Linked DNA regions of Homo sapiens: region 2 is linked to region 1. A link is an interaction called in ENCODE POLR2A ChIA-PET data of the cell type or tissue named here. Cell type or tissue: MCF 10A. All regions are shown on one strand. Links, peaks and the distances in the headings refer to the core of each region. The heading gives the core; the rest is flanking DNA. Region 1 has its middle 49 kb from the start of PRDM11. Region 2 overlaps LOC105376650 (a long non-coding RNA gene).

Evidence for each region. ChIA-PET counts read pairs that join two places held together with the same protein. Peaks named below come from ENCODE experiments on the same cell type or tissue, not always from the same donor. Only the 100,000 strongest peaks of a DNase experiment are listed, where the experiment ranks them.
Region 2: POLR2A ChIA-PET joins it to region 1 with 12 read pairs; 3 of 35 experiments call an interaction of 5 or more read pairs at or near these places.

What each region holds. Positions count from the first base shown.
Region 1 is chr11:45,096,536-45,099,444 of GRCh38, forward strand. It overlaps a transcript of PRDM11 not described here. Among named protein-coding and RNA genes, the nearest start is that of PRDM11, 49 kb to the right of the region's middle. In MCF 10A, for the core only: no CTCF peak of the experiment used is centred there; a DNase peak (open chromatin) is centred at 1,516.
Region 2 is chr11:45,041,285-45,044,193 of GRCh38, forward strand. It overlaps LOC105376650 (a long non-coding RNA gene), which reads left to right. Exons shown (of 3, transcript XR_931237.3): 2 at 253-462; 3 at 2,411-2,769. Among named protein-coding and RNA genes, the nearest start is that of LINC02685, 69 kb to the left of the region's middle. RefSeq lists an enhancer at 48-549. In MCF 10A, for the core only: no CTCF peak of the experiment used is centred there; a DNase peak (open chromatin) is centred at 1,437.

The DNA of each region.
Region 1 (2,909 bases), core at 240-2,739:
CTTGAATCAAGCCCAATGGGTTTTCATTATTCTGGCCAGGCTCTCCGAAGATAAAAGACATCCTCAGATGTTCCTAAAGCCTCCCATTCAGCTTATTCTCTCACCTGCTTGCTAAGCAACTCTGCACCACCTCCCAAGCAGCCTCTTCACTGGCTTTGATTTTTAGTGTCTTTCTGATTATTTCCTGAGGAGATTGTGCTAGAAGCCTGTGGAATCACAGAGGCACTGGGTAGCGTGAACAGAAATGCCTTTTTCTACTCTGAAATGTGAGGACTGACTCCTTCAGGAGGGAGAAGGGAACGTTGTCATTTCCAAGTACATTCTCTGCCAGGCCTGTTTCAGGAACTCCTGCCTGCTCATCTCACATGATCTTCATGCCAATCCTGGCAGGGAGGCAGCTGCGTGGCCATGCACCAGTCTCCTTGCTCCTCTGAGCCTCCTTTTTCTCATCTGGCAAACGGGGATAATGAGGCTACCAACCTGGAAATGTGGCTGAGAGGTAAATGGGATGAAGATGAGGCCAGGGAATTTGGTTTTAAGGTTCAAATCAAGGATATTTCCTGCAGCTAAATAGAAAGCACCTTTACCTTCATCCTGTATGCAGCCCCCCATACCTCCAACTTCAGCATCCTGGTGACTTAATGCATCAATAGCTCACAAGTTTGAAGATTCCCCTGCTCTCCTGAGTCCTCTCCCTTACTGGCCATGTGACCTTAAACAAGTCCTTCACCTGGCTGAGCCTCAATTTCCTTGTATGTAAACTGAAGGCACTGGACTAGGTTCCCTTCCAGTCTGAAATTCACAGGCTTCTCTATCAAGTAAAGTCTGAGGAATAGTAGCTACCAAACGTGAGCATTTGTTACATGCCGGCAGAATTGCCAGCACATTTACCTACATTGTCTAATTTTGTCCTCACCACAATCCTGTGGGAAAGCTTTCATCCCTCCCATTTAACAGGTGAGGAAATTGAAGCTCAGGGGTGGAACAAATCACTCAAGATCACACAGGGGTAATGGGATTCAAACTCAAGTGTCGCTCAGATGCTCAGACCATTGAACTCTACTGCACACATAGAATCAGAATTTATTTTCACTACCATTTTTTCTGGCCAGGCTTTTCCTGTTTAGCTTGTCCTTGAGGACGGAGCTATTGGGACACATCCAGGGCTTAGGACCACCTGTAGGTGAGACAAGCAGGCTACGGAAAGCATGGAGCCGCCTTGTTGGCAACTGGGGCCACAGGCTGTGTTCCACTCTCTTCAGTCCACATCTCTGGGTGATACACTCATGTTTGGAGGTGCCTGCAGTGGCAGGAGGAAGTGGGGAGTGGGGAATATGACAGTTCTCCAAGGAATTTGGAAGGCAGGGGAAAGAGCTGCACAGGCACCGTCACGTCATTGGCAAAGGTGCCAAAGAAATGTCAGAACAAAATGTGCTGGCTGGGATTGGAGATGAAAAATCCATTCGTGGCTGCCCTGAAGCAAATCCCTTCACTCCCCAACTACCATCTCAGAAGGAGGAATTAGTCACGTGACAGAGCTCTTCAGCACCATGGACAGTGCCCTAGCGGCACCTTCAGGGAACCCACCCAGGCCTCAGAGTATCAGGCCCAGTGACTAGCACCACAGCTGATGGAGGGGATGGCCTCGTTCCCCTCATCCCCAGGGACTTATCATCTGGGGCCAGGAAGAAGACTGACATGCAAGGAAAACTCACACAGTGCTGGGTGTTCCTGTGTGCTAAGGAAGGACCCTCTGGCCAATGTTGGCCTTGACATCCATTCCTGCATTTGGCCATCATTGAGCAGGGGATGTGTACCTGACTCTGCACCAGACACCAGGGAAGGAAGAGCACAGATGAATGGAGACTGTGCTTGCTCTTGAAAAGCTTGGACTTAGTCGGGGAGACTGGAAACCAATCATTACGAGATAGAGGTTGGCATGAGATGAGGTCAGTGAGGTTGCTACTAATGCTAGTTCCACTTTACAGGTGGGAAACCAGGCCAGGTGACTTGCCCAGGCTCGCACAGCTATGAGGAGGCAGAGCTGGGATTTGCATCCATGTGGTCAGGTCCCAGGATCCATGATTTTAACCACTACCATGACTATGGGGTGGTGGTGGGGAACAATTCAATTAAGTCTAGAAAGGGGCAATGGAGAATTCCTGGAAGGAGTGACACCTGGGTTGTATTTTCCCAGGTGAGGAAGTTGGGGGAGGTCAGAAAGAATAGCACTGTGAAGCCTGAGAAAGGTAGTGCTCCATAGTGGGTATGGGAAAGGGCCACACAGAGGATGTGGGAACAGGAAGGCGGGCGAAGGTGAGGCTAGAAGACCCCCAAGGGTGGGCTCCTGAGGAGTGTTGTACTAAGCAAGGGAGTTTGAGCTGGATTCTGCAGCTCTAAAGAGTCAATGGAGTGTTTCAAGCAACAAAAGAAGGTAATCAGATTCTGGAAAATGGCTGATAGTGTATTGAAGTGGACTGGAGAGGGATCATTGGCAGGAGGGATGTCTAGCCAGAGGGCTACTGCAGGAAGCCAGCTGAGGGAGGGAGGGAAGGCTAGACTGGGGCAGGGGCAGTGGAGCAGCAGGAATGGCACGCGATGCCTGATGGCCTTGAGATTAAGATCACAGGCTCTGGGCCGGGTGTGGTGGCTCACGCCTGTAATCCTAGCACTTTGGGAGGCTGAGGTGGGCAGATTGCCTGAGCTCAGGAATTCGAGAGCAGCCTGGACAACACAGTGAAACGCTGTCTCTACTAAAGATACAAAAAAATTAGGTGTGGTGATGTGTGCCTGTAGTTCCGGCTACTCCAGAGGCTGAGGCAGGAGAATTGCTTGAACTCGGGAGGCGGAGGTTGCAGTGAGCCAAGATCGTGCCACTGCACTCCAGCCTGGGTAACAGAGTGAGACTC
Region 2 (2,909 bases), core at 315-2,814, 55 kb before region 1:
GTGGAACCTGGGGTTTGCAGCTTAATGTAGCCTCCAATGGCCAAAGGCTTGCTGTAGGCTGGGCTCCATGCTAAACCCTTTGTGTCCTTTTTTCATTTCCTTTCCATGATAGCATTCCCATTCAGATGAGAAAACTGGGGATCATAGAGGCTTTGAGAGGTTCCAGCTGGTAAGCAGAGAGCAAAGGCTCAAACCAGGTCTGTTGGGCTCCAAGCATGCACCCCTAATCACTACTCTAAATTGCTTTTACAGAAAAATAAGTCAATGCAGAGCTTCCAACACCATCAGCTCACTGTGGTTCTGCCTTCATGGGCCAGTAACTCAGCCAAAGCCTGGAGATTCTGGAAACTGCCTCCATTGCCTTTGCTGTCCCTGCCCCTCTGCTGGAAGTCGCCCACAGGTGCCAGCTGGGGCCAGCCTCCCCCAAGACTGCCTCCCCCATCAGGAGTGGAGTCCTGCCAGGTTAGCAGAGCGGCTTCCAATTAGACATCATCTCCTGCCCAGGCAGGAGGCAGAAAGCAGGCGGAGCTCAGTGGGGTGCAGGCAGTTAGAGGGTAATTAGATGTGGATGCGGAACAGCTCCCTTAATGAGAAGGCTGCTGTGGGTGAGGGACACGCAAGAGAAGCATCACTTCAGGCACCTGCCGCCACCAGCATCTGGCCCTGGGCAGGCTGGGGAAGGAAAAAAGAATTCACGTTATTTGTGGCCCAGGCTCTGTGCTGGCTACAGGGCTCCTTTACCCTCATAACACCCTCCCAAGGGCAGGAATAGCATCCTATCCTGCAGAGGAGAACACTGAGACTCAGGGAAGGAAAACACTGCTCAACCCCTCCAGGGCACACAGCTAGAATGTGGCAGACAAAGAGGTTAAGAGGTCTCAATCCCAGGTCTGAGCCCTTTCTCCTCTAGCACACCACTGCCCCCATGTTCTTCATCTGCTCTCATCCTCTGACACTAGAGCATCTGATGGGCACTCATAGTTGACACCAAGGATGATATTCAAATTATTCCTCACCTGGTATGGCAGGGCTATGACCAGCTAGAACACACCCAGGCCTTCTGGAGGCCTGAAGCAGGGTCCTGAAGGGCCCTGGTTGTGGCAAGCATTAATCCCTTGGTTGCTGGATTGTGAGAAGGATCTCAGGAGAGGGCTGGGGTGGTTGGAACAGCTGTGGTGGTAAAAATACTCAGGGGCTTGGGGGAGCAGCTTTTAACCAACTGGTATAAAAGAATCTCAGTTTTTAATAACCAGCATTGCTCTAATAACCAACACATGTCGAAAGAACCTTCATCTCCTATTGGGTCTACCCTTAAAGGTAACGTTTGCTTCTATGCCAGAGGGCTGGAACCAAGGAGGCTGCTAGTGGCATCCTGTTGAACACACCCCGCCCTTCACCCAGAGCTGGCACCCAATGCCCAAGATGAGTGACTCATGCTGTCTCCCCAGAGCAAGCAAGAGAGGGAACAGAGACTTCCCAGGCAGGAGCAGCCAGCCTCAGGGAAGCCCCCATCTGGCTGAGGCAATCTAGTCCATCTGGAAAAGGGGAGAATGTGCCAAACACTACAGCAGCTGTGCCCAAATCAAGTTCTGCAGATCCAAAAAGTTGTCCTCAGCAAAGAGGGTTCCTTGAGTAAATCTGTTTGGGAAATACCGCATGCCCCACACTCCCTCAGGACAGTCACAGCACAGATTGGCATATTCAAGGTTCTGAGAAATTCCAGGGTAAAAAGGCCTTCCGATTTTATGTAACCTCACATTTTCCAGGCACATTTAATTACAGAGCCTGCTCTTTGTTTAGCCCTAATGGGACTCAGAGGGCATGAGTTTACCTTGGGATGCAGCTTGGGAAACACCATTATAGACAGATCCCTTCTTTCATCCCAGCAGCCCAGACTTTGCCTCTCAGCCAAAGCTAATACCAAGGGTGGGTCTGTGTCCTGCTGGCAAAGGGTGAACAGATCCAGGGGAAAGGGAGGCAAGGTGTGGGGGAGTGAGTGCTGATCTGCACTCCAAGGCCCCCAAAAATGCTCCTTTACTCCCCCTGCATAGTATCCTTCCAGAAAATAATCAAAGCCAATCAATCCACAGGCTGGGAGCTCAAGAGATGCTCAGCCCTCCCTTGAGCTGGAAGAGAGGTTTAAGGCTGCAGCCCAGCCCCTGAGCACCAGGAAACAGTCCTGTTGTGGACTCCATGTCTGTGTCTTCCCAAACATCCTATGTGAAGCTCTAACCCCCAATGTGATGATATTTGGAGACGGGGCCTTTGGGAAGTACTTAAGTTTGATGAGTTAATAAGGGTGGGGCCCCCACGATGGAATTGGTGTCCTTGTAAGACCAGAGGAAGAGATGCTGGAACTAACTAACTCTCTCTCTCTCTCTCTCTCTCCCCCTCCCATGTGAGGTCATAGTGAGAAGATGGCTGTCTACAATCAGGAAGAGAGCTCTTACCAGGAACCAAATCTGCCAGAACCTTGATCATGGACTTCCAGACTTTAGAAATATGAGAATTCCTGTTGTTTAAGCCACCTAGTCTATGGTATTTTATTATGACAGCCAGAACTGACTAAGATGAGTCCCTTGGTCCCAAGAACTCTGGACTAGAATAGACATGTTCAAGTATGGGTTTTACTTCTGACCTGCTGTGTGACCTCAGCAAGTCACTTAACCTCTCTGAACCTCAGTTTCCATCGGTGTAATTGGATGATAACACTTAGATCACTGGGTTGTGGAAAGACTCAATAATGATGACAGCCACACTTATAGAGCACTAACTGTGTGCCCTGCGTGTCTGCTTGGTGTATAACCTCTGTCCTAGATTCTAGCTTTGTGCGGAGTGGACATCCCATGATGGATGCAGGGAAATAATGGGTGTATCTTAGCCTGGGTCTCCAGAAAGCAGAGCCAACA